Linked DNA regions of Mus musculus: regions 1 and 2 are each linked to region 3. Evidence: chromatin loops called from intact Hi-C (ENCODE). Cell type or tissue: heart. All regions are shown on one strand. Each heading gives the region's core, and the rest is flanking DNA. Links, peaks and the distances in the headings are about the cores only.

The links. A loop is a pair of places that touch in the nucleus more often than their neighbours do. Peaks named below come from ENCODE experiments on the same cell type or tissue, not always from the same donor. Only the 100,000 strongest peaks of a DNase experiment are listed, where the experiment ranks them.
Region 1: it touches region 3 in a loop (4-fold over the local background); 3 of 42 quality-filtered maps call a loop at or near these places.
Region 2: it touches region 3 in a loop (2.4-fold over the local background); 2 of 42 quality-filtered maps call a loop at or near these places.

The regions. Positions count from the first base shown.
Region 1 is chr19:53,572,751-53,583,366 of GRCm38, reverse strand. No RefSeq gene overlaps it. Among named protein-coding and RNA genes, the nearest start is that of Smc3, 22 kb to the left of the region's middle. In heart, for the core only: a CTCF peak has its summit at 4,249 (motif pointing right); no DNase peak of the experiment used is centred there; H3K27ac peaks cover 936 bases.
Region 2 is chr19:53,594,090-53,604,705 of GRCm38, reverse strand. It overlaps Smc3 (structural maintenance of chromosomes 3), which reads right to left and starts at 4,310. Exons shown (of 29, transcript NM_007790.3): 1 at 4,152-4,310; 2 at 3,148-3,223. The coding sequence starts at 4,166. In heart, for the core only: a CTCF peak has its summit at 4,799 (motif pointing left); DNase peaks (open chromatin) are centred at 3,775 and 4,635; H3K4me3 peaks cover 3,019 bases; H3K27ac peaks cover 1,746 bases.
Region 3 is chr19:53,243,044-53,253,659 of GRCm38, reverse strand. Add3 (adducin 3 (gamma)) reads right to left here. Exons shown (of 15, transcript NM_001277100.1): 14 at 9,255-9,350; 15 at 6,334-8,662. The coding sequence ends at 8,370. 1700001K23Rik (RIKEN cDNA 1700001K23 gene) reads left to right here. Exons shown (of 3, transcript NR_036590.1): 2 at 4,129-4,274; 3 at 4,707-4,924. Among named protein-coding and RNA genes, the nearest start is that of 1700001K23Rik, 6.9 kb to the left of the region's middle. In heart, for the core only: a CTCF peak has its summit at 5,459 (motif pointing left); a DNase peak (open chromatin) is centred at 5,309; H3K27ac peaks cover 420 bases.

The DNA of each region.
Region 1 (10,616 bases), core at 919-8,918, 330 kb before region 3:
ATGGTGCCGTAGATTAGATTATCATGAAAGTCCCCCATGGTCATATTGTGTAGCTGGATCCAAGGACCAGAGAGGAGACATGGGTGGTGAAGCAGAGAATTTCCTCTGTGGGCCAGATGTCTTCTAATTGTCATGTAGTAGTGACTAAGTCCATGAAGGGTAAGCTCGAATTCATATTGGAAGAGAAAATAACAGGGTAGGCAGGGGAGTTAACTGCCTCAGGCAAGAGAATGTGGGGGCGGGGGCGTCCTGCTGTCTATTCTTCTTGGGTGAATTTGCTTCCTTTTGTTCTAGAGCTTTTAGGTGTGTTGTCAAGCTGCTAGTGTGTGCTCTCTTTAGTTTCTATTTGGAGGCACTCAGAGCTATGAGTTTTCCTCTTAGAAATGCTTTCATTGTGTCCCATAAGTTTGGGTATGTTGTGGCTTCATTTTCATTAAACTCTAAAAAGTCTTTAATTTCTTTCTTTATTCCTTCCTTGACCAAGGTATCATTGAGTAGAGTGTTGTTCAGTTTCCACGTGAATGTTGGCTTTCTATTATTTATGTTGTTGTTGATCAGCCTTAGTCCATGGTGATCTGATTGGATGCATGGGACAATTTCAACATTTTTCTATCTATTGAGGCCTGTTTTGTGGCCAATTATATAGTCAATTTTGGAGAAGGTACCATGAGGTGCTGAGAAGAAGGTATATCCTTGTGTTTTAGGATAAAATGTTCTGTAGATATCTGTTAAATCCATTTGTTTTATAACTTCTGTTAGTTTCACTGTGTCCCTGTTTAGTTTATGTTTCCACGATCTGTCCATTGATGAAAGTGGTGTGTTGAAGTCTCCCACTATTATTGTGTGAGGTGCAATGTGTGCTTTGAGCTTTACTAAAGTTTCTTTAATGAATGTGGCTGCCCTTGCATTTGGAGCATAGATATTCAGAATTGAGAGTTCCTCTTGGAAGATTTTATCTTTGATGAGTGTGAAGTGCCCCTCCTTGTCCTTTTTAATAACTTTGGGTTGGAAGTCAATTTTATTCGATATTAGAATGGCTACCCCAGCTTGTTTCTTCAGACCATTTGCTTGGAAAATTGTTTTCCAGCCTTTCACTTTGAGGTAGTGTCTGTCTTTTTCCCTGAGATGGGTTCCTGTAAGCAGCAGAATGTTGGATCCTGTTTGTGTAGCCAGTCTGTTAGTCTATGTCTTTTTATTGGGGAATTGAGTCCATTGATATTAAGAGATATTAAGGAAAAGTAATTGTTGCTTCCTATTATTTTTGTTGTTAGAATTGGCATTCTGTTCTTGTGACTGTCTTCTTTTAGGTTTGTTGAAAGATTACTTTCTTGCTTTCTCTAGGGCGTAGTTTCCGTCCTTGTATTTTTTTTTCTGTTATTATCTATTGAAGGGCTGGATTCGTGGAAAGATATTGGGTGAATTTGGTTTTGTCATGGAATACTTTGGTTTCTCCATCTATGGTAATTGAAAGTTTGTCTGGGTATAGTAGCCTGGCCTGGCATTTGTGTTCTCTTAGTGTCTATATAACATCTGTCCAGGTTCTTCTGGCTTTCATAGTCTCTGGTGAAAAGTCTGGTGTAATTCTGATAGGCCTGCCTTTATATGCTACTTGACCTTTTTTCCTTACTGCTTTTAATATTCTATCTTTATTTAGTGCATTTGTTGTTCTGATTATTATGTGTCAGGAGGAATTTCTTTTCTGGTCCAGTCTATTTGGAGTTCTGTAGGCTTCTTGTATGTTCATGGGCATGTCTTTCTTTAGGTTTGGGAAGTTTTCTTCTATAATTTTGTTGAAGATATTTGCTGGCCCTTTAAGTTGAAAATCTTCATTCTCATCTACTCCTATTATCTGTAGGTTTGGTCTTCTCATTGTGTCCTAGATTTCCTGGATGTTTTGACTTAGGGTATTTTTGCATTTTGTATTTTCTTTGATTGTTGTGCCGGTGTTCTCTATGGAATCTTCTGCACCTGAGATTCTCTCTTCCATCTCTTGTATTCTGTTGCTGATGCTCACATCTATGGTTCCAGATTTCTTTCCTAGGGTTTCTATCTCCAGCGTTGCCTCACTTTGGGTTTTCTTTATTGTGTCTACTTCCCTTTTTAGGTCTTGTATGGTTTTGTTCAACTCCATCACCTGTTTGGTTGTATTTTCCTGTTTTTCTTTAAGGACTTCTACCTGTTTAGCAGTGTTCTCCTGTATTTCCTTAAGTGAGTTATTAAGTACTTCTTGATGTCCTCTACCATCATCAAAAGATATGCTTTTAAATCCGGGTCTAGCCGTGCGTGGTGGCACACACCTTTAATCCCAGCACTCAGGAGGCAGAGGCAGGTAGATTTCTGAGTTCGAGGCCAGGCTGGTCTACAAAGTGAGTTCCAGGACAGCCAAGGCTATACAGAGAAACCCTGTCTCGAAAAACCAAAAAAAAAAAAAAAAAAAAAAAAAAAAATCCGGGTCTAGCTTTTCAGGTGTGTTGAGATATCCAGGACTGGCTGAGGTGGGAGTGCTGGGTTCTGATGATGGTGAGTGGTCTTCGTTTCTGTTAGTAAGATTCTTATGTTTGCCTTTAGCCATCTGGTAATCTCTGGAGATAGTTGTTATAGCTGTCTCTGGTTAGAGCTTGGTCCTCTCTTGATTCTGTTAGCCTCTATCAGCAGACCTGGGAGACTAGCTCTCTCCTGAGTTTCAGTGGTCTGAGCACTCTCTGCAGACAAGCTCTCCTCTTGCAGGGAAGGTGCACAGATATCTGGACCTGCCTCCTGGCAGAAGATGAAGACCCGAAACAGGGCCTGTCCCAGAAGCTGTGTAGCTTCTGTAGTCGACACTCTCACCTACACAGTCTAGTCTCTGAGAGATCCCGGACCAGCGATGACTTCCCCAGGTGCTCCAGCAAAGCCCTCCCTGGTAGGGCGGACACCTCTCCTCTGCCAGGGTCAGTGCCCGGATGTCTGGAGCCCAAAACGGGGTCTGGCCCAGAAGCTGTGTGGCTTCTGCCTGTCCCAGAAGCTGTTAGCTTCTGTAGTCCACACTCTCACCTGCACAGACCAGTCTCTGAGGGATCCGGGAACCAAGATGGCTCCCCCAGGTGCTCTGGCCACTGCTCACTTCTTATTTGAACAAAACAGAAACTGTTCTCACATACATCCCACCTTGCAGTGTCTCCTTGGAGTCCATTCTTCCTGGACTGGACAGTTTAAGCCAGTGTAAGAGTCGTTTACCCATTAAAGCCTCTGGCTGTTGGTATACACAATGCTCAGAAAAATCAGGCAAACACTATTTTAACTTGTGACTTTTCATTTAGTTATGAAATCAGAACACCAGAAAATGCAATTCTCTATATTAATTAAAAACATTGAGCAGACATGCACCAATGCAGACATTATTTTTCCTAGGGTTATGTTTTATTTTTTGTATATTTAGTTCTTTTGGTTTGTTTGTTTGTTTGTTTGTTTGTTTGTTTGAAACAGGGTTTCTCTGTGAAGGCCTGGATGGCCCAAAACTCACTCTGTAGACCAGGCTGTCCTGGGACTTGGCGATCCTCCTGCCTCTGCCTCCCAAGTCTAGGATTAAAGGCCTGGGTCATCACCACCCAGCTATGTTTGTTCTTGTTGGAGTGTACTTTTATCTCTTGAATCTTATTTTTGTTTTTTGCATGTTTTTGTTTCGATATCATGTGTGCATTAATTCATTTTGATTGTATAAATGAATTGCTTTGCACCCCCCACAAACAAACAAACCACCAAACAAAACACGGAGTTCCTCCTAGACTATCCGAAAAACATCATTCAGTTCACCTTATTTGTTTTGTTTGGTTGCTGGGATTTTTATTTTGTTCCAATATTGTTATTTTGTTTTGGGTTTTGGTTTTGTTTGTTTGTTTGTTTGTTTGTTTGTTTTAAGACAAGGCTCACTGTGTACAAACTCAGAAATTCACCTGCTTCTGCCTCTGTGCTAGAATTAAAGGTGTGCACCTGGCTGTGTGTTTTCTGAAACAGGCTCTCCCTAGGTAACCCAGACTAGCCTGGAACTTACTGTGTAGCTTCCAGCAAACCTCTTGCTTCCATGTCATAAATTCTGGGATTACAAAACCATTACACTCAACTTTTAACTGACTAGAATTTCATACTCAGTGAAGTCAGTAAGAAAACAACACAAAAGACAGGGACACAAGATGACATTTGTGGTCACCACCTGCTAGAAAGCAAATAGACTTAGGTGGTTCTTCGCATCATTTTCATCATTGCCACTAGAGGGCGCTTCAAAGCTACGAATCGGTGTGAGGAGCACAAAAATCAATCAGTGGCCATTATTTACTGAACATTCATGTCATCTGGTGCCGTACTAAGACTCAAGGCTTTATGGCTGGTAAGAGGGCTCAGTGGATAAAAGGTACTTAACACCAAGCCTGCTGGCCCACATGGACCTGTCCCTGCCAGAGTCATTATGCCTCCATGTGCAATCCCATGTATCTTTCCCCACCAAATAAATGAATAAAAGTACATACATAGATGCATACATACATACACATATGCATATATACATGCATGCATACACGCATACACGTGTAATACATACATGCATACACACATACATGTGTAATACATGCATGCATACACACATACATGTGTACATGCATGCATGCATATATACATTCAGACAGACAGACAGTGATAAAGACATTAAACCGTGACTGTGTACTTGTGGCTAAAATCCAAGATGGCAGTAGAAACTATGATGAATGTAAGTGAAAGACAGAACTTTGTACCATGTTGGTTGCCCAAAAATGGAAATGTAAACACTAAAAATAGTTAACATGGTAAATTTTGTGTTGCATCTACTTCATAACTTAAGAGACAGACACAGAGAGAGGGGGTGGGGGTGGGGAGATGAGTGACATCTTTGGTGTCCCATTCCAGAAGGCTGAAGTGGGCAGAACTCCTCCGTGGGCAGCTGAAGCTCACAGGTATGGAGACACGAGACAGCAGGGCACAGGTCATCATTTCAAAGGTGATCTGAGCTTTTACTTTCTATATATATCTCTATATCTCTGTATCTATATCTATATGCATGCATTTGTGTAACACTTTTATTACATTTTATTATTATGTGTGTAGATATGCATGTTCTATGACACTCATGGGGAGGTCAAAGGACAGGTTGCTTATGTAGAGGTCGGAGGGGTTGGCTTTCTTCCACCATGGAGTTTTGGGATTGAATTCAGATAGTCAGGTTTGGCAGCAAGAATACCTTCACTGGCTGAGCCATCTCCCTTACTCCCTTTCATGGGAGGTCACCACTACTAATCCTTTAATCACAGTACTCAGGAGACAAGACAGGCAAATCTATGTGAGTTCAAGGCTAGCCTCATCTTCATAGTGAAGATGCTATATAGCCATAGTGAGCCATGGCTATATAGTAAATCCCCCCATCTCAAAAAATTATAATCTCTCTGTCTGTCTGTCTGTCTGTCTGTCTGTCTGTCTGTCTGTCTCTGTCTCTCTCTGATGTGTGTATGTGTGTGCATGTGTGTGTGTGTGTGTGTGTGTGTGTGTGTGTGTGTGTGTGTGTGCATGTGTGCGTGTATACATATGCATCACAGCCTACATGTGGAAGTCACCTTCAGGAATTAGCCCAGCTCTGTCCCTCCACCAGACAGGTCCCAGCTTGTCAGGTTGATGGCAGTATATTTACCCACTAAGCAATCTCACTGGCCACTACAAGCCTTAGCCTATTACTCTGACCTAGGTTCTTAGCCTGTGGGAAATGTGGCAGCCTCCTTTCCATAACTTATCATCTTTGCACGCATACACTGAACATTTTCTGAGCTCCCCACTCTGTTCCAGGTACTTTGTAAGTCACTGTGGTCCAGCAGTGACGTAGACAGACACTTACAAAATACCTCTTGTTCAGCCTGGAGCGAGTATGAAAGTCCTAACAATTTTTTTTTTTTAATTTCACATTACCTAATCTTCAGTCATTCACCAGGAGGTCACTGGGAATGGCTGTCTGGAGAAGGCAAGGGGAAGAATAACTTCAGAAGCACAGAGTCCTAAGGTTGCCTTGACAACAAGATCAGAGAAAACAGTTAAGTCCAGTGGTGCCAGGGCCAGCTCTGAATCTCAGCTAATCTTCCACTCGGAGTCACCTTTGACTCTCACGGAACTTCAGTGAACCTTTGAAATCCAAAGAAGGAGGCCCACGCACTGAGAACTCAGCCTACAGCTCCCCTGGCTTTGTTCCAATTCTGCAGGAGCGCGGAAAGGCTCCCTCGAAAACCGCTGGAGACTGCAGAAGCTGTATGGGGTCAGGAGCCAGAGTTTGGTTTAAGAACCCAACAAAAAGCCAAAAAGTAGCTATGTGACTCTGGATTCTACAAGTGGGGTTCAACCTCAGTTTCCCCATTTGTAAAGTGGAAATAGAGTAGTACTTCAGAGGGTGTTATAAGGATGTAAATCGCAATACCTGGAGGGCAATAGCACAGTCAGTGATCACTTGAAAACGTAAGCTGAAGCCGGGCGTGGTGGTGCACGCCTTTAATCCCAGCACTCGGGAGGCAGAGGCAGGCGGATTTCTGAGTTCGATGCCAGCCTGGTCTACAAAGTGAGCTCCAGGACAGCCAGGGCTATACAGAGAAACCCTGTCTCAAAAAAACCAAAAAAAAAAAAAAGAAAGAAAACGTAAGCTGAAGGGGTGGGGGGAGGTTGGCGGTGGGGAGTGGGGGTGGGGGGGAGCACCCTTTCAGAGACAAAGGGGAGGGGGGAGAGGTGAAGGACTCTGGGAACGGGGACTGGGAAGGAGCCAACATTTGGAATGTAAATAAATAAAATAATCAAAAAAGAAAGGAGGGAGGGAGGGAGGGAGGGAGGGAGGGAGAGAGAGAGAGAGAGAGAGAGAGAGAGAGAGAGAGAGAGAGAGAGAGAACATAAGCTGAGCTGGAGCCCAGAGACCACCCAACTCCTTCATTCTTCAGCTGAGAGAGCAAAGACCCAGCAGCCAGGCAAGACTAAAGAGGCAGTGAGCGGTAGTTTTAGACAGACCAGTTTTAAATCTTGGCTCTACCCTTTGACTTCAGGAATTTTATCTAATCTACGAAATGTAGCAAGATTGTTGCCAGGCGTAAAGGAGAAATGTTACATTGGTCCTGGCACCTGGCACCGATGCCTGCTACGGAAGACTTGACCTTAAATGTTTCTTTGCTTCATTCTTTCTGGTTTCGTTTTCTTGTTTGGTTGGTTTGTTGTTGTTTGTTCGGTTTTTTTTTGTTGTTGTTGTTATTTTTGGTTGTGTTTGTTTGTTTGTTTGTTTGGGCCTCCGAGTCAAATTTGATCCTAACTTGATAACCTAGTCCCCACCCCCATCAGCAGCTGACCTAAGTGGATACATGCTGGGAACCTGGACATATCCCCTTGCTAGGATTTGGGACAGGGTCTTGCTCTGTATGTAGCTGACTGTCCTGGGGCTCACTGCAGTCTTCCAGTGTCACCCTCCACAGTGCTGGCAGCACTATGCCTGCCTTACGTGTTTGTTATTTTGTCTTGCAACCATGGCTTTGATTACTGAGAGTCTGCAGTAGATAAGTGTAATGGTAACATCCATCCGCCAATTGCTTCATGTTTTTGTGCACTAGGCTGTTATCACAGCTGCAGTTCACAAGACTCAACAAGACTATTGCTCTCTTGTTCCTCACAGTCCAGAAGGGGCTGAGGCTGTAGATTGATTTGGTAAAGGGCTAGCTTAGCATGGGTTCTGTTCTCAGCTCGGCAAAAGCAACCAAAAAAACAAAAAGGCACATGCCTGCAATCCCAACATTTGGGAGGTAGAGGCAAGAAGGTCGTAAGTTCAAGGTCACCCTCTGCTGTGTATGGAATCATCACCCCCCACTGCATGAGACCTCACTTCAACACAAAACAAGAGACAGGTCATGGCCACAGTACTCCAGAGCCAGGGGGGTTGAGGACAATCTGGTTAGCCAGCTCTTAAAAGTATAGAGTCTGGGACTGGGGTGAGAGTTAATAAAGGACTTACCATGCAAACATGAAGAACTCACATTTTAAGAAAATGCTGGGCAACATTTATAGTCCTAGCATTAGAGAGACAGAAAAGGGGAGATCCCGGGTTTACTGGTCAGCCAACCCAGCCTGCTAGTCAGCTCTACATCAATAAGAGACCCTGTCTCACAAAACAAGGTGTATAGCAGAGAGACAACATCCAGAGCCGACTGCTAGTCCACTTACCCACACACTCCCAAACAGGTGCACACACACATTTTATGTTGATAAAAATGCATGCGCGAGCTTGCATCACACACATATATGTATAGAGACAGGAGCCAGACAGCTGAGATTGCTGTAAGCCCTACTGGTTTGACATCTTGTACAATCCTTACCCGCCTTGTGCTCCCACACACAAGTCATTTGGTTTTGGGAAAGGACTTAGAATGGGTCCCGGCACATGGTAAGTTCTCTGTGCATGTTCGTTTGCTTGCTTAATTAATGAAAAACATGGCAGCTTTCAGATGGAAAGTGACTTCTGTGACCAGAAAATAGAGGACATGAGAAATTGGAGTGTAGTCCCTGTGTTCAGAGACCCATATTTCACTCAAAATATTCCCAGCAGCCACGCCCGGGAAGGACGGTGGAGGGCCTTTGTTGATTCTTAGTTTGCAAGTAAAGAAACTCAAGTCAGAGAGAAAAAGTGATTGGACAGGCTAGGAGGGCCAAATAATAACACTCAAATGTGTCCATATCCCGATCTCTATAAATATCTGACATTGCACGTCAGAGGGACATTTAAAGACTTTGAAGCAGGGAGACTCTTGGCTTCTCTGGGAATCCAAGGGCATCACAAGTTTCTTCTATGGGAAAGGGGAGACTGAGAACGTTGGAGGTTGGGGTGGTGTGTACCAAGAAGCCGAGGACTGTGTGTATGACCGGGACCTCTGCTTTCTCTGTGCTTCCTTCCCACTGCGTCCCTTTTGATCCGAGCCCTTACTTTCCTGCTCTTTGTCCCAGGCATCAAGCTTTTACTTTGAGCTTTGATAAAATGCCCGCTCCTCCCCCCATGCCTTTGAAACAGGTCAGAGAGCCTTGCAGAAGCCAGGGTGTAATCAGAAAGCCAGTGGGAAGCTTTGGCAAGAACTCATCTTTGGGCAAGATGCACCCCCAAAGCTGGTTAGGGTCGAGGAATGATGCCTACAGTAGAGAAGGATGGGAGGGGAGTGGGGGGAGGGTCCTCGGGAGAGAAGACCTAGTGAGTGAGATGGGGAACTGGCAGAAACGACTACTGTGTGCAGAACTAGCCTGGGCAAAGAGGCCTGTTAAGGTTGATTTTGAGGGAACTGGTTCCAATTTTGGACGCCCCAAATCTATGAAAGCTCAAGTCTCATATAAAATGGAATACTGTTTGCTTTACAACTACCTCATCCTCAAATCTCATTATTTATGACAATCAACGTCATAAATGTGACATTATGGCTGTCTTTTTATGTTGTTTGGGGCATGTTCAGCAGACACAGGTGGCTTCTTGTTTGTTTGTTTGTTTGTTTGTTTATGTTTTTGTTTTTAAGTTGGGGTCTTGCTATGTAGCTTTGGCTCGTCTAGAATTTGTTATGTAGACTAAGCTGCCCTCTCTGATTAATCATGACCACTTGCCTCAATAGTGGACTTTCAGGAGTGTGTCACCATGCCCCTCTCAGACACAAGTTATTGTTGTTGCTTGAGAAGGATCTCTGTGTAGTCCTGGCTGTCCTGGAACTTGCTATGTAGACCAGGCTGGCCTTGAACGCATAGAGATCCACCCGCTTCTGCCTCCTGAGTGCTGGGGATTAAAGAAAGGTATGTGTCACCGTACCATGCTTTAGACACAAGTTTTTAAAATATTCTAGTTTTTTGATTGTTTGTGTCTCACATAGCCGATACTGGCTTCTAATTTCTTACTAAGCACAGAAAGGTGGCCTTGAACTTCTGATTGCCTTGCCTCTCCCTCCTGAGTCCTGGCAGGACAGGCAAGCACTGATATGCTTGGCTTTCTTTGAGATAGGGCCTCACTCTGTAGCCCAGGCCAACCAGCAACACACAATGTAGACCAGACTGGACCTCCTGGCTCTGCCTCCTGAGAGCTGGGTTTGCAGGCATTTGCCACAAAACCTGGGATTAGTTAAACCTGGGAATGCAGAACCTGCAGCAATAGAGGGCCAATTACATTTGGACAGAATCGTCCATGCAGAGAAAAAGAAAGAAAGAAAGAAAGAAAGAAAGAAAGAAAGAAAGAAAGAAAGAAAGAAAGAAAGAAAGAAAGAAAGAAAGAAAGGATCAAGTTGCTGCTGCTGGAGAAAAAACAGAAATGACAAAATCCAGGATCGGCCTTTCGTGAGCATAATGGATGATGCTAGGCGGGGCGGGAATAAACTTACCTGAAGTTTCCGGAAGGCTGTTTGTCATACGGATTACGAGTTAATTCTTCAGGACGTTTGTCATAGAGAAGCTGCTGCCAAGATACTCTCTGCAGCACTGTTTACAGAGGGAACTGCTGGACAGTGCGGGTGAGTTAAACACACAGCGTACGACTGTACAGGTCGCTGTATCTCACACTGTTTTAAAAGCTGATGCTTTGGAGGAGG
Region 2 (10,616 bases), core at 1,495-9,494, 350 kb before region 3:
AAGCACAAAGAGGCTGTGTTCCAGAGATAGTCAAGGTTGTACTCCTGCTGCAGCAGGACTTGGTAATGTGTAAGGGTCACCCAAGTGGTACTGGTTTTGAAGGCATGAAGGGGTCACGCAGAGCAGCTGAGGCCATGGAAGGCCTCAGTTGCAATTGAGGGCCCAGGACTGAAGGGGTCATGCAGTGTTTCGGAGATGCCAGTACCATGAGATGACCACCAAGAGCAGCAGCAGTGGAGTACAGACATCTGGAGCCTAGAGGACAACGTGTGTGCTACAAAGGGCATGGCTGGAGAAGTGACCCAAGCCCTTGGAGGAGCCCAGAAGATCGTTGAGTTGGATCCCAGACATTGGATGGTTGGAGATTGATTTTTGTTTTTGATTGTGACTGTGCCCTGATATTTTCCCTCTTGAAGGAAGAAACTATTTTAGTGGAACCCACAGTTAATAGACTTTTAATTGTAAAAAGACTTTGAATTTTAAAAGAGGTGGATATTTTAAAGAGATTGAAATTTTAAAAATATGTAAAGACAGTGGGATGTTTAAAGTTATTTAGATCTTGGGGATGAATAAGAATGTAAGGGTTGAGGCTTACTAGTGATGTGTTTGTGTGTCAAGTTGACAAGGGGTCAACTATACTGGCTGGTTTTGTGTCAACTTGACACAGCTGGAGTTATCACAGAGAAAGCTTCAGTTGAGGAAATGCCTCCATGAGATCCAACTGTAAGGCATTTTCTCAAATAGTGATCAAGGGGGAAAGGCCCCTTGTGGGTGGGACCACCTCTGGGCTGGTAGTCATGGTACTATAAGAGCAGGCTGAGCAAGCCAGGGGAAGCAAGCCAGTAAGGTACGTCCCTCCATGGCCTCTGCATCAGCTCCTGCTTCCTGACCTGCTTGAGTTCCAGTCCTGACTTCCTTGGTGATGAACAGCAGTATGGAATTGTAAGCTGAATAAACCCTTTCCTCCCCAACTTGCTTCTTAGTCATGATGTTTGTGCAGGAATAGAAACCCTGACTAAGACAAAGAAATTGATCCTTTTGTTGTACTCTCTGCCAGAAATGCTACATAAGTAACTGTCATAGTATACTATTTTAGGGAACAATGATAAAAAAACTGTAGATTCACAAGGGTAGTTTTTCCTTGCTCTAATGTATCTTCAGTTTGTCTTTGTCAGATCTGAAGACTGGAGACAAGGACATACAGGGCAAACAATATTTGGGCAATCACAGAGGCAAAGATCAGCTCAAGAGGTATTTGCTTTCAAATCTTTTATTTTAGGCTCAAAATCATTAAACAAGTTGGGTTTTTTTTAGGTTTACTTATTTCATCTTCTGTGTATGTGTATCTTACCTGCATGTATGTATATGCATATCATGCATGTGTGTCTGGTGCCAGGAGGTCAGAAGCATTGATTGGATCCCCTCAAACAAGTTATGAATGGTTATGAACCACCATTGTGGGTGCTGGGAATCAAACTAGGTCCTCTGCAAGCGCTCTTAACTGCTGAGCTTCCTCCCCAGCCCATCACTATATATTTAAAAGACAACTTCACTGCCTAACTACTTCCCACTTTCTTCCCATTAATAACAACTTCCCATCTGTCTCACAGTGAACAGCACCAGGCAGGAAAAGTAGCATCAAGAAAGGAGCTTTATCTTAGTTAAAACATAGAAGAATTCTTACTTTCCTCTCAAAAGAAACTATGTTGCAAGCAAAGGGAAAGAACTACTGCTATCTGACTAAAACAAAAATACTTAACAGACCTCATAGACATGATTCTAGATAGCAATCACTATCTCCACAGATGACAACCACACAACTGAAATATTAAGGCATTTTTCAGCTTAGAAGTATAAGAAATATCATAAAACCTAGTTATTATTTCTTTTTCTCCATTTTTAGGATTTTCAGACTAGCAAACACCAGGAAGCTCCTATAATGAAATGCAGCAAAAGCCCAGTACAATGGAGATGCTTGTGCTGCGAGTTAGTCGGTTAGCACCCTCTGTAGCTCAAGCACAAGGAGAACAAACAGCAGGCTACTCTACTCTCACAAAGGGGGCAGCCCATGTACCAACAGCAGAAAGAGCCTAGCCTCCAACCGTCCTGCCACAGACTACATTCATCTTCAATTCCTCAACTCAAGAGTCCTCTCACTTTAGCCTCTTGAGTAGCTGGAACTAAGTAACCACTCCTGGATTTCCTTCGTTGTTTTCTTTCATATGTTATGTAAATAATGCCTTGTTCTCTAAAGGCCTTCTGTGAACACTGGCATTTTTTTCCCCTCGACTAAGTCTGCTCGCAGATCTCACCTATCCTGTACTGACAGTGCTAGATAAGGTCCCGATGAGGCCCCATCAGAATTCACTCCTGCTGGTACCAGAAACCCCAACCTCTATTCTCCAGGACCACCTAGCCCACTGTCTAGAGTACCTCATCTGGCTGGCCTAGCAAACTGCAACTAGGACACTGTAACAGTCAAACCACCAATGCCAGAACCTCTCAAGTCTAGCACTAACTTCATCCATCCTTCAAAATTCAGTGGCACGTGGTTTCCTCAGCAAAACGGAGACTTTAAACACCAAAAAAACCTTAACTAAGTACTGTTAATGGCAACAATCATGTGAGCTTTAATCTCAAATTTCCATATCCCTTCTCTTTACTCTTTCCAATGGCCTTCTGAGACAGGTAGTGTCTGTTCACGTCTCTCATAAAAACTCACACTCACAAAGAAATTGGCAAGGGAAAAAGACCACAATCTGCAAATAAGCCATCCTTCAAAGAAAGTAACAGTGATGGACTAAGAACAAAACAGGCGACACCCTCTCATGTAAAAGGTTCTGAAATGAAGACACATCATCAACATCCTACACACACACACACACACACACACACACACACACACACACACGCTAGGCAAACATTCCACTACTTAACTTACACCACTGGGCTCCAAAATGATTTATCCGTCTGAGTTACACAAAAATTTTATTTTTATAAAATAAGCAATTCATCGGTGCAGACACGAAACAGGTAATCCCATGGAGGAATATTAACATTCAAAGACAACTCCCGTCTCCCCTGGCCTGTCACGTCTATCGGTAGCAATTCTAAGTCTAACATGGTAAACCAAGAACACTTACTTACCGATGACATTATGTTTGGAGCTGAAGGGATCTACAATTGTTTGGTCTCGGTAACTTCGGAAGCCCTGGATGATCACCTATTAAAGAAGAGACAACCCTTGAGAACACAGAAAGCACTTCTAGGGCAACATTCTTTCCTTCTCCGTCTCTTGCTTCTCACGCAAGGCAAGACAGAAACGGTCCACTCGGCGGAGACCATTGCGATCGGGAGCAAGCAAGTTAAAGATTCGCTAAACCCCTTCCGACATGGCCTGCAACCCTTGCTGGTGCAGGGCTGCTCTGGGAGAAGCTCTCCAAACCCAGCGGCTTCGACCCCGAGCTCTGCACGACAGTAAAGGTCCAGACAGCAGGCAGGCGAGCGGGCGGGCGAGCGAGCTGGTCGCAGCTTGCCAGCCTGCGAGCCCAGTGAGAGGGCATCCTTCAGTCAAACCACTGGCCAGCCCCAATGAGTCCATTGAGAAAAAGAAATAAGATAATAAAAATTAAGTGAAAAGGGGATAGATAGGATCGCAACGCTCCGAGCCTGACCCGTCCAATAGAAAAACGTCGCCCAGCGCGTGTCCCGGGGGCTCGGCGCTCGCGCGCGGGAAGAGCATTTTGACAGAAGTAAACAACCGAGTGAGCAGGCGCGACGCGACCTGCTGCGAGGGTCCGCCCTGCTGGGGCAAAGCCTGAGGCAAGGCGGAGAGAGCCTGCAGCCCAGCCCGGGGCCTCGCGAAGGCGGTCCATGCACCGCCATGCCTGCCTGCAGAACGACGCGGCCTCCCAGCAGCTCGCAGCAGCCCGCGGCGCCCGAGGAAGCCGGGCCTCCGCCTGCAGCCCGCCGCGCCCGGTCCCGCTCGGCTCCGCTCGGCTCCACGCACCGCGCCCCGGGGGAAAGCGCCGACTGCAGCCCGGCGCTCGGCTCGTCAGGGCCCCGCTCCTCCCCGCCCCCCCAAGCCCAGGCCGGCCCTAACCCACCCGCGGCGCGCTCCGGGACACCCCGCCGCCTCTCACGGCCCTTACCTGCTTGATGTACATGGCTCCGCGCCCCTCGGCAGGGGGAAGGCGTCGCCTCAGCACCGCAGCAGCGCGGCCGCAGGCTCGGAAGACGAGCAAGACAGCCCCCTCCTCACAGCGCTCCGCTCGCTCCCGCTCGCTCCCCCTGTGGCCAAACAAAATGGCGGCGGCCGCGGAGGCGGGGCCCGCGCGTCGGGCGGAACCACGATGGAAGCGATGCGGATCGCAGGGGGAGTCTGGGCCGGTTCCACTCTGTCGCGTAGGAAAGGCCCCTCTCCCGCGGCCCTCTTAGACGGACCTGATCTGAGAAAAGGATTTTCTTATCCTCTTGTTTTGCTGAGAATCACTTGGGAGTCCGACTCGGAGGAGCCCCGCTCCAGAGGCCGGCAGGAACTACCTCCGGACGCACGGACTATGGTCGCGCCCGTGAGGGGCGGGGCCTGCTCGGCGCCAAAGCCTGGAGTGAGACGAGCGGAGCCAATCGCCGAGCGCGCCGGAGGTCACGTGGTCGCCGGGCCGCTTAAAAAGGACGTGGCCTGTCAGCCTAGCGCCCGACTTGAATGTAGGTCTCATTGTGACTGCCTGGGGTTCTGAGCTCAGAACCTCCGCGCTTCCATTATTCTCTTTATTAGCTCAGAGCGCCTCCTGCTGGTTCCGAGCCTCCTGACGGCTCTGAGAGAACTGGAGGACGCTAGGACATTTGAAGGGATTGATTTAGGGAGGTTGTCTTTAGTTTTCCAAGCCCCGATTTCACCTTGTAGCTAAGGATGACTTTAAACTCCTTATAGAAAGACCTGTACAATTGCCACAAATAAATTTCTTGAAATAGGTAAATTAAAAAAAAAAGAAAAAAGAAAAAAAAAAAAAAAAAGGAGCCGGGGTGGTGGTGCACGCCTTTAATCCCAGCACTCGGGAGGCAGAGGCAGGCGGATTTCTGAGTTCGAGGCCAGCCTGGTCTACAAAGTGAGTTCCAGGACAGCCAGGGCTACACAGAGAAACCCTGTCTCGAAAAGAAAGTAAGAGAGAGAAAGAAAAGAAATAGGTAGGTACTAGGGTCAGTCCCTAAATGTATAGGATTTTTTTTAGCCCTGGCTTTCCTAGAATTCGCTCTGTAGACCAGGCAGGCCTCAAACTCAGGATCTGCCTGCCTCTGCCTCCCCAGTGCTGGGATTAAAGGCTTATGCCATCACTGCCCGGCTAAATGTATACAATCAGTGTAGGGAGTAGAGTTCTGGGCAACTCTAAAATTGCCTACTGGGAAATAAACAAACAAACCTGGACGACCTAATAAGGTCCTGGTCACCATTCCTGCTTCCTGAGGCAGTTCTCACCCTCAACATGTCTACGAGGAAGGGCAAATCTTGTGCCCTACTGGGAATCCTTTATCTGAAACTCTGGCCAAATTCCACCCAAAGTTTGAGGGAAAAAAAAAAAAAAAAGAAAAAGTATTAAAAGAGAAAGAAAAGAAAGAAAGAAATTTAATTTAAAATTTCATTTTGGGAGTTAAGGACCTCTACCCCTGTCAGTTTGTGAGGGTTTGGGGTATATTATAAACAGAATTCTAAGCCTTCATTCAGTTCCTCAGGATGACGGCTGGGTTTGCAGTGCAGTTGGTAAAGCCCTAGTTTGTCATACAGGAGGTCTTAGACGCTTCCCCAGCACTGGGTAGCCTAGTGGCACACATCTGTGATCCCAGAACCCTGGGAAGGTGGATGCAAGATCAAAAGTTCAAATTCATCTACTGCTTAGTGGGTTTGAAGGAGACCCTATTTTTCAATAATAGTGAAGTCACCAGAACTTTTATGATGGTTTCCACTACAATGAGATTTTTACTTTCCTTCTTAGGCCTTTACACATTTTATGAACTTTATTCAGTTAGCTTGTATAATCATATAAATAGGGGAAAAAGGTTTTTTTTTTTAAATCTCTACAATATCAAATAAGTGATTTTAGACTATTGCCTTGTTTATATTTATTGTCTCTCTCCATGATAGTAAAATCTAAGAGATGAAGAATTTCATTTTGTTACTATTGCTCTCTTCAATTATTTTGCACAAAGTAACCAAATCTTATGAAGGGAAAATGCACAGAGGCCAAGTTCTTACCACAGTGCCTGGCTCTCCTGGCTTTTAACAGTTATCACAGATTACTAAGTATCAAGCGATATAAAATGAAAGTGAAATAGACGCCACAAAGAAATACTATTGAAGGGGGCTGGTGAGATGGCTCAATGGGTAAGAGCACCCGACTGCTTTTCCGAAGGTCAGAAGTTCAAATCCCAGCAACCACATGGTGGCTAACAACCACCCGTAATGAGATCCGATGCCCTCTTCTGGTGCCTGGTGCGTCTGAAGACAGCTACAGTGTACTTTACATATAATAAATAAATAAATAAATAAATAAATCTAAAAAAAAATACTATTGAAGCCGGGCGTGGTGGCGCAAGCCTTTAATCCTAGAACTCTGGAGGCAGAGGCAGGCAGATTTCTGAGTTCGAGGCCAGCCTGGTCTACAAAGTGAGTTCCAGGACAGCCAGGGCTACTGAGAAACCCTGTCTCAACACTCCCCCCCCCCACACCCCCCCCCCAAAAAAGAAAAGAAATACCATTGAGCAATAAAAAAGGATGCATTCTACAAACATGAATGAATTTCTTTTTTAAAATGCTAAGAGAAGGAAGCTGGCTACACAAGGGCTACAGAGCACATGACTGCATTCAACACCAGATAAGATGGTTGTAGGGTCTTTGAATCAAAAGGTTTAAGATAATTATACATGCCAGGCAGTGCTGGTGCATGCCTTTAACCCCAGCACTTGGGAGGCAGAGACAGGTGGATTTCTGAGTTTGAGGCCAGCCTGGTCTACAGAGTGAGTTCCAGGACAGCCAGGGCTGTACAGAGAAACCCTGTCTCGAAAAAACCTAAAAAATAAAATTAAAAAAAAAAAGAATTATACATAACATTGATAGCACTTCATAGTAGCTGAAAACTAAGGGTACAGGTAGTTTATATAGAAGGCACTCTCAGCCAGCAGAGTAATGGGGTCCAGGAGAATGAGACATTAAAGAGAGAAAAGCCAGGAACTTCAACCAAGGAGGTCCTCTGGGGTCAATCCTGGGGCACTCAGTGGAGATTGGGACAAGGTATATTGTCATATGGAAGCACAGGGCAACTTGGGAACGACCTTCAGGCCCTTGCCTTGCTTTTGAAGGTCAGCTGTGCTCGGCTGTGCAGCCTCCCTCTGCCTTAGAGAAAGAAAGAAGCAGAGAACTGAGTTGTATTGTTATAGCACAGAAAAGGTCAGCTTAGGAACTTTGAGAAGGTCATGAGACACTTGTCCCTCCGGAAGGGCGAGGCTAATTAACATTTCAACAACAGGACAGACCCTTTGCCCACCTACAGACAAGGGAAGTCCTTGTCACCTCATTCCCTAAAGACCAATCAGTTTAAAGGGTGCACTGTTCTGCCAATCATATTGTGCCTAGTTGCTGATGCTCTATTCTGCCCCTGGAAACCATATAAAAAAACTCGCTAAACAGGTCCTGGGGGCTGCCTCTCCTTTGGATCTGGGACAACCCCAGTGCACTGGAACAATAAATTCCTCTTGCTTTTTGCATCGATCCTGGCTCCACATGGTTCACTCAGGGGCTCCCCAGTAAGCTAAGGCTCCCTGGAGCACTTGAGGATGAAGTCTTCCAAATGTAAGGAGCTGTCTGCAGCTGGTTCTGCTAAGGACTTGGTTTGTAGGGGATGACTGGTTTTGTGTGTTTTCTTCTGTTTTACTTATGTAGCCAAGATAGCCTGGAACTTGCTGTGAAGCCCGGGTGTCCTGAAACTTGATCCTTTTGCCTCTAGGGCACTGGGATTACAGGTATGTCTCTCTCTCTCTCTCTCTCTCTCTCTCTCTCTCTCTCTCTCTCTCTCTGTGTCTTTGGGTGTGTGTGTCTTTGGGTGTGTGTGTCTCTCTGTCTTTCTCTCCCTCCCTCTGTGTGTGTGTGTTTGTTTCTCTCTCCCTCTCCCTCACCCTCTCCCCCCTCCTCTCTCTATGTCTCTCTCTCTTCACAATTTAGAAGATATTTATTTATGGTGCTTCCTTATTTGACAGCCACAACATGCCATGAGGCAGTGGGGAACATATTTAAACTTCTAAGTTTTTGTTATGTTTTGGGTTTTTTTAGGTTTGAATGTTTTTTATTTTTATTTATTCATTTTATACCCCGCTCATTGACCCCCACCAATCCTTCCCCCATTCAACCCTCCCATTCTCCTCTGAGTGGGTGGGGGCCCTCTGGATATCCCACACACACACACATACACACACACACCCTGGTACATCAAGTCTCTTCGAGGCTAGACACATCCTTTCCCACTGAGGCCAGATAAGGCACCCCAGCTAGAAGAACATATCCCACAAACAGGCAGCAGCTTTTGGGATAGCCCCCGCTCCATCTGCTACATATGTGCAGGAGGATGAAGAGGGAGGCAGGGGGTGGGGGTAGGAACTCCTCATGTGTCTCTTAGAAGACCAGTACCTCTCCCCCCTTTTAGTTCAACAAAAGGCTCTGTCTCTAACACCAATAAACTGTATATATAAGAAAAATTGTGAAAACTATCAGTTAAGAATCACATTCACAATGTTCAGTCCACATGCATTTGGCAACCTTGGAGAAAGTATTGTACTATCCTGCCTTGGTGAGTCCAAAGTTCTGTACCTAAGTCATTTTCTTAAATCCTAAACAACTTAAGCTTAATTGTGAGACTGTGACTATCTAGTCTTCAGCACCGTCAAAGACCTGTGAAGGATAAATATTCCCTGAATAAAAAAAAAAAAAAAAAAAAACAGTGAAGGTGCAGAGCAAGCAGATTCTGAAACTATAAAATGACAGAGGTTGAAGGCTATCAGGACAGATACCAGGATACTTCTGCAACATTGGAACATCCTTCTGGCCCACAATATCTGACAGACATTTTGTGAAGCAGCAATGATGAAGAACTGCCTATCTTGTCTTGGCAAAGCTTGGCAGTTGACTTCCTTCCTGCCCTGCGTGTCCATGGGCTGGGCAGCATGCTGTCAGCAATTGAGGCAAGGGAGGTTTCTTGCCCGATGGCAGCTTGCCACATTTCAAGCAACTCCATAAGGAGAGTTTTCAATGCTCATCATCTTCCTTGAAGTAGTGTGGTGGTACTGCCAGGAGCAGACATGTCTCTCTGTCAAAATAAAGAACATCTTTAAATGCCATAGTATGTAGATTGCTGAAGTTTTTGAGTCTATCTATCTATCTATCTATCTATCTATCATCTATGGTATATCTGAATAGGCAGGCAAGTGTTGCATGTTTTAAGATATTTGCTATCTGATTAACTTTGAAAACATTGACGGGAGACTAAATCATATTTCTATGATTAAACTAGTATGCAATGTTACGACAAGTTTGATTGATTACTAACTTGTATTTCTTGATAAATATAAACAGTTTGTAATTGCAGCCTTTAAAAGGACTGGAACTTCACATTGCATTTTTCAGTGAACTGTATAGGTACTATGAATTGAAACATAGTATATTATGTTGTAGCAAAATATAAACCTAAATCTGTATCAATATACAAAGTCCATACCAAATGTAAAAATTTGGTTTATTAATGCCCGTTAGTCTAAACATAGGTTCAATAATCTACCGCTTTATTCTACTATTCCTATGTCCCTCTTTTTCTTTTCATCCTTCCTCCCCCTCTTTCCTCCTGACACTAGATAAGAGAGAAAGAAGGATAGAGGAAAGAAAAAGAAAGGGAAAAAGAGATCCCTGAATCCAACCTCCCTTACTTGTTTCTTCCATGACCAAGACTATTAACAACTGTGGTCAACCCCCCTTAAACAACAACAAACATCCATCACCCATCAAACAACCAAAAACCATCCAGACCATCTCTTGGGAATGGGGTGTCATTCTCTAAAATTGCTTTCTGCTGTCTGGGGACAATGTCTCTTTTGAGGGCCTAAGAAAAGTGAGATACTGGCCAGTCTTAAGAAAGCTAGATGTAGGGCTGGAGAAATGGCTCAGCAGTTAAGAGCACCGACTGCTCTTCCAAAGGTCCTGAGTTCAAATCCCAGCAACCACATGGTGGCTCACAACCATCCGTAACAAAATCTGATGCCCTCTTCTGGAGTGTCTGAAGCTACAGTGTACTTACATATAATAAATAAATCTTAAAAAAAGAAAGAAAGAAAGAAAGAAAGAAGGCTAGAGGTAACATTTATTATCCAGTCTCTAATGTGAAAGTGTAGATGTGGGGTGTCTTAGTCAGGGTTTCTATTCCTTCACAAACATCATGACCAAGAAGCAAGTTGGGGTGCCAGGCATGGTGGCGCACGCCTTTAATCCCAGCACTCGGAGGCAGAGGCAGGCGGATTTCTGAGTTCGAGGCCAGCCTGGTCTACAAAGTGGGTTCCAGGACAGCCAGAACTATACAGAGAAA
Region 3 (10,616 bases), core at 1,375-9,374:
AAACCCAAAACCAAAACAGGAGGAGGAGGAGGAGGGGAAGGGGGACCAGCAAGCAGATAGCAGGAGGACGGAGGGAGAGGCAGCCAGCCGCATCAGCAGTCAGCCCGGGACTGATGGGGACCTGCCTTTCTGTTCCTTTTCCAGACTGCCATCAGTCTGCATTAGCTGGTCACCAGAGCATCTCCAGGATGGAAACCAAACAGAGGCATATGAGCCTGTTCATAAGACTTCTTTTAAAGAAATGTTATTTTAATTATAATTGTGAAAATGTCTTTGGCTTATCTACATGCTATTAACATATGAGCAAGGTGAACCGTGCTTATAGGATGTGAGTGATGAAAAGACAGCCTATTCTTGGCCAAGCCTAGCTGAGTCTTTGTCTGGAGCTGAAGTCACAGGTGCTGACTGAGGACAGGTAACTATGGCCCATAAGTACTGCTCAAGTTTAGCAAAGTCTTACTTTAAATTCTTATTTTTTGGGTGGCTACTTTATTATAACAACTTTAATAAAAAGAACTTGCAAATAAAAACCATCACACGGTGAAGGTAATCAGACCCAAAGTCTATACACACCAGTGAACTGCTATCTTGTTAGAGTTTACTTACATCTTTGCTTTTGAGCCAGGACTTCACCTGCCTAGGCTGGACTTGAACTTGACATCCTCTTGATTCAGTATCAGAGGGCGACCCATTGGTAGAACTGGACATGCTCAGCAGGGAATGTTACTTTGGTGAATGCAAACGTCTTCCTCCAGTGGGGCCAGGTGGACAAGGTACCTGGAAGGCTGGGGCAGATGCAAGCCTGTGGCGGTGACAGGGGGTCCTCCTTGCCAGTGGTGGCTCAGCCACTGTCTGTACACCTGCTCATGCAGCAGGGTGGGGGAGGGAATGAGAGATTCTTGCTTGGGCAAGTGTGGCAACACAAGTCAGAGGCCTCTGACTTAGTGGCCGAAGCTGTGACATAGGCAGGTTAAGAAGGACAAGCCAGAAGAACCAAGGCTCCCTCGTGGGCATAACTGGAAGCCCTGACCATACTCTGATCTTGGCCCAGCAGTGCTCCCGAGGTGCACTGTAGGGTGCTCGATGGGAAGTGACCTCCAGACACTCAGAAGAGAAGAGCATCTATCTCCACAGCTCTGGGTAGCGCTTGCCCTTTGCCCAGTCTTTCTTCTTGCTCTAGGCAGGTTCTGGCGTAACACCTCCTGCAGTCCAGCACCCCCTTACCACACAGGCCACTTCCTGCCAAAACCCAACCAGGCCTTTTCTGCCTCTCGAGTACTCGGCCACCTACTTGTTCATCTGGCTGTGGTTTCCAGGACCAGCTCCTGCGGATGGAGAAACCGAGGCACCTAGCTTCTCTTTACAGCACTCACACAAAGTCAAGTTAGCACCCAGCCAGGCCAGACTTTGCCTGGCCTCTGAACAGTGCCTGGTCTCTGGCTTGTCAGTGGTACAGGGTTCTCATGGGCCATTTTACTTAAGTCTGAGTTCCTGTCTTAACTTCTAGGTGCACCCCGGTCCCTTAGGCCCGAGGTCCTTCCTTGATTCTGATATCAGCCTGCAGAAAAGCAAGAAAGTGCTGTTCCTGAAGCTTCCTTTGGCTCCTGCTGCTGCAGCCCCTGTGCTCTTGTGAAGACGGTGACAGGGACTAGCGCATCCCTAACACAGAGCACTTTACCAGATGCTGCTGTGGTTGCCCTCTGAGGTTCCAGATCTCACTTGTTGGCCTGAACTTGTGAGTGGCTCTTTCACCTCAGGCCAGCCTCATACCTGACCTGCTCAGTGAGTGGGAACAATTCCAGAATTGCCCCACCCAGTCTGCCCAGCTCTGCAGTTAGTTGAGCCATGCTTGCTCTTTAGCAAGTCTATGTGCATATACTCTCTTGCTCAATAGTAACCTAAAGGTCAGACGCAGCCAAAATACTTTTATGTACACAATCCCAAGACTCAATCCTAAGTTATTTAAGAAACATTTTAAACAAAGCCCCTATCATACTTTATGTGTGTGTGTGTGTGCGCGCACGTGCACATTTGAGTGTGCGCACACACATACAAATATGCATTTTTTAATTAAAAAATGATGGGATACGGTCTCACAATGTATATATTTTAAACTAAGTAGAGAAACCTAAAAAGCAGAGAAAGCCAGAGCAAAGGAGCCCGACCCCGCCCTTTCCCCTTGAGATCAGGAAGTTATATTTGGGATACATCCTTGGGTTTCTTTTCCTCAAATGGGCTTTCTTTCAATTAAAACACCTGAAGCCAACACTTTCAATAGCAAGCAGGTAGGAAGGAATGTCTGACCTTGTTAGTCCAGTAAATGACTTTGGAAGTTTTGCCTGTGCCGGCAACAAGTTGGCTGTATCTACATGTCTGTCATAAAACGGAGGCCATCGACTCTGGAGTCAATGACTGTCACGCCAGTCCCCACTGCACTCCACCCCTTAGCATTACCCAACAGGAACAGGCCAGTGACAGCGCAGTACTTCCTTGACCCCAGCTTGGTGGGGGCCTTGGCAGTGACAGCTCAAGGGAGGGGTTGCTTTGGATGCTGTCTGTAAAGAGAGGGTCCCTCCTTCTGAGGGTGGCGGCCTGGCCGGCAATCCCTGGAGAGGCCCTAGCACTACCTGGACTCCAGGGCTGGGCTGCACTGCTAACCTTTTTTTTTTTTTAATTGAAAATAAATTTTGTCACACAATATATTTAGATTATGGCTTTTTTTTCTCTTCCAATTTCTTCAGGACCCTCCCTCCCTTCTTACCAACCCAACTTTGTTCTTCCTCTCTCTTCAAAAACAAAACAAAAACAAGCAAAAAACAACACACACACACCAAGAAAACCAGAAATCAAAATAGCAAGCAAGAGAGACCAATAAGACAAAAATGTCCAAAGCCAACAGGACTGATGCACAGATGGACCGACAGAGACTGAGCCAGTGTGTAAAGCCTGCACAGGTTAGAGCCGGATGGGGTCCCAGTATCAGCAAGGGGAAGTGGCATGGGCTCCCACCCCTAACCTCAGTTTCCTACAATGTAGGAACTTTTCTGCAGTGTTGGGCAGTGCACATTCTAGGTACAGGCCCTATCACTGAGCTACATACATATCCAGTGTGGCCCCCTCTCAGACTGGACTTAATTTTCGGGTCCTTTTTGCCTCAGTCTTCTGAGTGCTGAAATGAAATTACAGATGGGCACACCAAGCTGGGCTTACTGGCTTTCTGAGGAGCCGGGTCTAACAATGAAGCAAAGCAGTGTCCATACATCCTGTCACTTGATAATGCTTGTCATACAATCTGTTGACCCTCAGTTGCCATTTCAAAATCACATTAAAAAAAAAAATCTTAGAATTTCTCAGAAACTCAACCCCCTTCAGTGCACACCCCAATTCAATGAGCAAACCCATACTACTTCCTTTGAGGCAAGACACGCAGCAGGAGACTTGCCTAATGGCAGGCTTCACAGGAGACTGAAAACAAGGGATTTCCAGGCCCTCAGAATCAAGCTCAAGGTTGGCTGTAGAGAAGGGCAAAACCCTAAAGTGTGTAACAGTAAAACCTAGAAGCAAAAACTGGATAATTTCAATAGCCTTCAGCATAGGCTCTGTGTCAAGCCTTCCCAACAGAAACTCTACAGGTCTCAAAAAGAACTGCAGACTAGATCTCTCTTGTCTGTCTGTCTCTTCCTGCTAGGCACTAGGAATATCAAAATGTGCATTTGTAATTTAAATCGGAAGTGACTTTAAGCTCCCCATGGAAAGACAACAGCGCCATGGTTAGCTGGAGAGAATACTGAATATTTAAACAATTCAAGGAGAATCTAATGCTTTAAATCATGTTCAAGTTTCCCTTTTTTACTAGGTTTTAAAATTTTATTTTTTATGTAGATGAATGTTTTGCCTGAATGTATGTCTGTGCACCACATTGCCTGGAGCCTTGGAGGTCCGTAAGAGGGCACTGGTCTCCTAGAGTTGTAGCTGAAACCATGGAACCCAGGCCTCTGGTGCTCCAAACCACAGAGCCACCTCTTCAGCCCCCAGTTAGCGTAAATGTTGAGAACACAGTGAGTGATAAATCACACTCCAGCTTGGTTTTGCAGTTCATGCTCTGTACCCAACCATTCCTATTTCCAGTGTTTGCAGAGACATCAGCGTTTATCCAGTCCCGAGTTATGTGCCTTGGGTCCCAAGGGAGCTCACATTATGGTAGGAAAGCAAGCGGCACAAATGTGGAAGACCCCTGCTTGGATCCTGACTTGGCGCCCTTTGTGTTCTTTCAGGTAAGTCCAATCTCTCTGAAGAACCGAGAACTGGCTCTAAGGCCCACAGTCGTAATCAGGTATCTGTAAACTCTCCTCAACTTCAGACTGCATCTACCGATGCACACTCACCCTGTTCCAAGTCGAGAATTAAAATAATAATTAAAGGCAATTCCCTCCACTAACTGTGGACTCAGGACTGCCTCCTTACAGCCGTTTCCTGCAACGAACTCCTTTGACAACCAAGTTTACCACTTTCTTCTACTAACAACCCGTCCAAATGTAACCTTTCCCCACTGCAGCATGTGATTAGATATTCTCCCTAGGAAAGGTCACCTCAATATTCACTTTAGTAAGTATCTCCCTTCACCGTGAAATCTACATTTATGTCTAGACCAAGCCAAGTCTGCAGGTTTTAAAACTGCCTTTGAATGTCTCCTCTGATTCCCCCAGAAGGACAGGGGTGTTCCTGGGCCCAGAGCGCCTCTGCAGCGGATACAGGCATCTTGCTCTGCTGGCGTGAAGATCCAAGAGCTGATGCTCCAGGCAGACACCACCAGGGCACATCTCTACTTCCACAGATTCTTCATTCTGATGTGACATGGAGGAAGAAAATGTCTTTCATATCAAAAGCCAGTGTTTTATCTAAATAAACTTAGCTGTCAGTTCAATGTGGCTGGACTTGGCTTTTTTTCTAAAAACAAAATAGAACAGAACAAAACAAAACATCTAACTGGAGCCACATGAAGGGAAGCACAAAGCACGGCAAATTCTGGGTCTCTGAATCCATGGTCAAAACGCAGGACTTCCGGTGTTTCTTCTACAAACCTGGGTTTTATCATCTACAAAGGGATGCAAAGATTATGCATACCATGGTCTTTGGTGTAAAGAGTCATAAAAGGGACAGGCATTATCAAGCACTTCCTTGGGGAAAAGAAGGAAGATTACGTTGTCACAGCACGAGCCTGTGGGCATCTCTTGTTCTTGCTACCATCTAGGTAACTCCAGAGGCACCACAAGTGCTGTGGGTGATACTGTCCTGGTGAACTAGGAACTGCTAAAACGACACAGCCGAGGAACAGGCTCGTGAGAATAAGCAACAAAAGAATCGTCCTCCCAAGTTCCTCACAACAAACATGGTCTCTAGGGTCTAAGGAAAAGTACAAGAACTGGACGCGGGATTGTTAGGTTAGTCACACCCCCTAGTGGCCACAAAGAAAACTGCTTTGTAAAATGTCAGTCCGGCCAAGATCATTTGCATACAAGCTTAGTATCTGAGTTTAAAAAATAGTTAAGCTAAGCTACACGCAGATGAGAACACGGGTAATGGTCTGGGCTGCTTTTGGAAAGCAGGCTTTTGGTCTGAAATACTGTTTTTCACCACTGAGCTATTTACAAGCTGAGAAAACAAGTCATTATGCCCAAGACTATCAACCTCATCTCTCAAGTCCTTTGTTTTTGTAATAGGTGATCATAGTAAAGCTCTGATCAACTACACACTCCAGTTATTATTACGTCTTCCTCTTGCACTCATTTTCTAGGACAAAGTAGAAAAAAAATCAAAATAAATTATTCATGTGAGGGACCTGGTTGAAAACCTCTGAGGGTGTGGTTCTCTCAGAGCTGGGGCCTCACAGGGCTGGGGCCTCACAGAGCTGGGGCCTAAGCTCCTAAGCCTCCATGCCTCCACCTCCTAGTGCTGAGACTACAGGTGTCTCTAGGGTGCATTCTTTTAAGTAGGAAAAACCAGGACACAAATGATATTCATGTTATGATGGCTGATATACAGGGAATACAAATGTCAGGAACTAGAGGGGAATGAAAAAAAAATCAAACCTTAACGGAGAGAGACGTGTGAGCTCTCTCTCTTCTGCTCTTTCCCTACACTGTTGTCTGTGGGATTTAGTGTCTGATCTTAGTACACAACTTATATCTTCCATTCCATCAGCATCCTTAGGCCACCATACCTAACTAAGACAAAAGAGTTATACACACACAACGCATGCATATACATGTAACTCATGATGCATATAGGAATATAAAAGTATTTTAAGACACAGTTTACTATTGTAGCCTTGGCTGTTCTGGAACTCACAGAGTTCCACCTGCCTCTGCTTCCAGGGTACTGGGATTAAAGACATGTGCCACTAAGCCCACATATATATATGAACTTTTAACTAAATTGAAAACAAGCTTATCAAGACTCCTTAGCTCAGAGGACAATTTTATCACTTCACTGTTCCACATTAAAGTTTGGCAGATCACAAAGTCTAACCTAGGAAACCACTCCTGAATGGAAACCCCATTATACCAAATGCATATATTTAAAATACCGTTTATTGTGATTTAACATTAATTAGCATAACATCTAAGAGCAATATCAGATAACTTTTATACATTTTCCACAGGACACTGAGTTCACTGGCTCATTCATTATGTCAAAGCAAGTAAAGAGAAGCGTTAGCGAAAGGTGCAATAGTTTACTGTTGTGTTTAAAAAATATTTATGCACATTGCATTCATTTAGATATATATATTCTTTAAAAGTTATGGAAAAGGAGAGTTCACAGGTAACTGTGTCTCCACACGTTGTAGCACAACACAGATGATGTAGGACATAAAACAATCCTCAGATGCACAATTCAGCAACTCAAAGTTTCCACTACGAGATTAACAGGCTCCAGTAGTTAGTGAGGTCTAAGAGGACCAGCATCAATCACAGGGTCAGACAGAGCCAGCCCAGAGAGCACTGCGGCCAACGTCACGTCACGTTTGCGTGCCAAGTCACCCGCAGGGCGCTTTACTTCCACTCGTGGAGTATTGGGGTCATCCATTTACATTGATCTGCGACATTACTTGGGGAAATGGAGAAAACTATATTAAATCTAGGCTTAAATTTGTATTTACAGTAGAAAGGAAGTTAAAAGAAAATTTAAGTTTATAAAAATCAAGATTAAGTTTGCAAAAATCAAGACGTGGTAGTTTTCTCGCTGGTGGGATTAGACCTGCTGATTTATTCTAGTGCCGTCTTCTAAAAGGATGTACACTTTAACTCTTTTAAAATTCAAATGTCAACCAAGACATTGATTTTGGCAGGAAACAGGATTTTAGAAACTTGGGCCTTATTTTCAGCAAGTCGATCTCCATGTTCTTTCTTCTGTGGACACAGGACTCAGTCCTGTCCTGTCTCTTACTCTTCCCTTCCCCTCAGCCTCTTCATCCATCAGCAATACTAAGAGAAAAATACATTATATGGTTCAAATACGACTCGAGGCCTTGATATGCCCTTGGGTGCCACGCCCCTGGACTCCTGGATGGCACTCGGGCAGGCTTTACCCCTGACTGATTGGCTAACATGCACATGACACCTTATACTGAAGGTATACAAACGTTTTAACATACAAAAATTGTTTTTTTGCAAGAGTTAAACTAAATAACTCATATTATGTGTACAAAATCCCCTCTATGAAAAATAAGGGGTTTTCTAAACTAATAAAAAAGGAAGTTCTTCAAAAATTATAGTTTATTAAAATGACTTTTTGGCAAACAGTTACTTCAGGTAGGGGAATTTCATACTATGAGTAAAAACCCAGACAAATCTTTTCTTAAAACATTTTTTAAAAAATGATGTGCCAATGTATACTAATGCTCTAGAGTCTTGTAGAAGCTTTTAAAACATCCCATTAATGCCCATGGAAACAGTGGGGACCCAAAGATACAGTCAATAACCACGATGATAAACTCAAGGTCTGATTAGTGACAAGTAAGCATTGTCTCGTGCTCACTGGCAGCTCCTTCCCAGCACATGTGCTGCAGAGGCCTAGGCACCAGGCAGCAGCTGCTAAGGAGCAACAGTAACAACGCTCTGCCAGGGACGGCAGAGTCGGCCAAGCCAGCCACTGCTGAAAAGCTCGGCCGTTTTCGGACATATAAAAAGAGATGAATTTGAAAGTTTTCAATAATATTTTTCTTTTAGTAAAACCTCTTTCCAGTTTTTTAAAGTCCAGTTTGCTACATACTCCCAATCTGATCTACCACAGTATATTAACGATTAACTAAAATATGGTATTTAAGTGTGCAATGCCACAATGTAATATACAAATTACAAAAGGACTACTTAGGCCTCAACTTTCTCCTTTTTTTTGTTCTTTTTGAGAAAAGAAGGCGTGCGGAATTTCTTCTTTTTCTTGGAGGGCGACTTTGAAGGTGAGCCATCAGGCGACAGGACCTCTTCAGTTCTTTCTGGGGACTTAATGGTGATCTCGATGTTCTCTATGGTCGTGCTTGTGGTCAGCCTACTGACTCGCTGAGCAAGCTCGTCTTCGACATCATGCATCTCGTCCTTGCCGTTCATGATCATGACAGGCGCGTCCATGGAGGTGAAGCTCTTGGAAAACAGCTCGTGGTTTTCTACGAAAGGAGAGGTTGGGGGTGGGGGTGGGGGGGGGGGAGATTATTTACTCAGTCAACGTTTCTGTTTCATTTGCAAACCTGAGAAGTTTTAGCAATGTCTTGAGCCATGCATTGCTTTAATTTTAATGAGGATGGATTATTATTTTAATAACATGTATCTATTAGCATGAAGCTAATTTTCTTCAATGATACAAAGGGGAGAAGGCAAGTGTTAAACAGGGTCACAAACTGTACTGGTGGTCCGCCTTTCCATGGCAAATCAAGTCATTATAAGCTAGGATGACGACAGATATGTTTTTCTTTAATTTGAGGGTCATTTGACATTTAAAACTGTACAGAACTTCATGCTACTTATTAGAAGGTACACGAGGGCAAGTCATTTTTAATTCCACAAATTCATAAAACTATAGGTTGACCCAAGCCAGGCGAGTGAATTCACAGCGAGTGAATGTAAATTGCAGTGAGTCAGATTTGCCCCATCCCTATGTGTGGGGCACTGACAGAGGGACTGTGAGCAAGTGTCCGATCCCGTCCACGGGACAAACGACAGGGCTTACGAGGGGGCGGCTGTGGGAGTCACAGTGAGTACCTTCTAATCTCTCAGGGACACTCTGCGGTGACTGAGTTTGAGACTGAATTTGTGAAACAGATGCAGCGTCGTCTGAGAGTGACCCCTGCTCAGCGTCTGTTGAACAAGATGCTCAGTTAAAAGCCATGCAAACAAAACAAGGAAGCTTACGGTTTCAGAGAGGTTAGTGCGTACATCCAGTGCCTGCTTGCAAGCTCGTCAGCTGAGAACTGAGCATGCTTACCGCCATCCCACATGTCAGCCACTAGGATTCTGAGGAGGTTGATGTGTTAAACTTCTGGCCATGAACAGTAACTTGCACACTGAGTTAAAAAAAGCATGGGTATTGGCAGCCCAGACAGAGACTGAATGCGTTTAGCCTTTGCTAGTATAGGAAACCAAAATACAGCCAGATGAAAAAACTGACTGACGAAGCCTCAGCAGCCTTGCTACAGGAACGAGGCAGAGGTTCCACTGAGTCCTAGCAATTTCCGGTTAGTGATTCCGGTTAGAGCAGTATTAGTGAGCTTATGCACAGACGTAAAAGGAACTATTTACAAAGTGTATGCGAAAGGTGACATCCAGAGTATGGTATTTGTTACCTGGCATTGTCAGGCTTTCAAAAGTAAGAGATTGAATAAGGACATTTTATAAAGTATGAAAGATGTTTTCTTCCATCTTATGTTAGAACAAACAAGGTAAATATGCCACTTAGAACTATTTTCTGTAAGTGCATTAATGAGTAGGGTAACTTGATTTTGTGCTAAAGACACAAAAATAAAAAGACACTAATAAAAGTGGTATCTTGGATGGCCCAGCTGTCATTAGCCTTTAGCTCTCAGGTAATTCCGTGGTATCTAACACAGACACAGTAATTCTTTCATTACTGACCGTTTCCCTTGGGTAGAAATGCTAGCTGTAGCTAAATGCGGATGCGCCAACGCAGAGGCTCCTACTGGATCAGGGACTTCTAATCGTCTCCCTTGAATCCTTCTTGCCCAGACAGTTTTACACACAGTTCACTGTGTTTCAGGTGGCTTAACACCTCAGCCCCAGTGCCCCGCTAAGGCCAATCCTTAATTCTGGAGCAAACTAGAGCTAGGACTCAAGTCCTAATGCCTCTTCCTAACAATCTATGATTATGATTATGATTATTGTTATTTATTATTATTATTATTGACAAGATCTCCCACTTAGCCTAGGCTACTCTTCAAAAAATCCTCCTGGCTCAGCCTGGGGTGCCGGGATCACAGGCATATGCCTCCACAGTTGGTTCTCCATCATCAGCTCTTGATTCCCCTACTTATAAACTTACAGAGACTTGCAAAGTCAGAAAACCTCCACTGCATTAGAGCACCCATGTGTCAGGAAAGTCACTTCAAA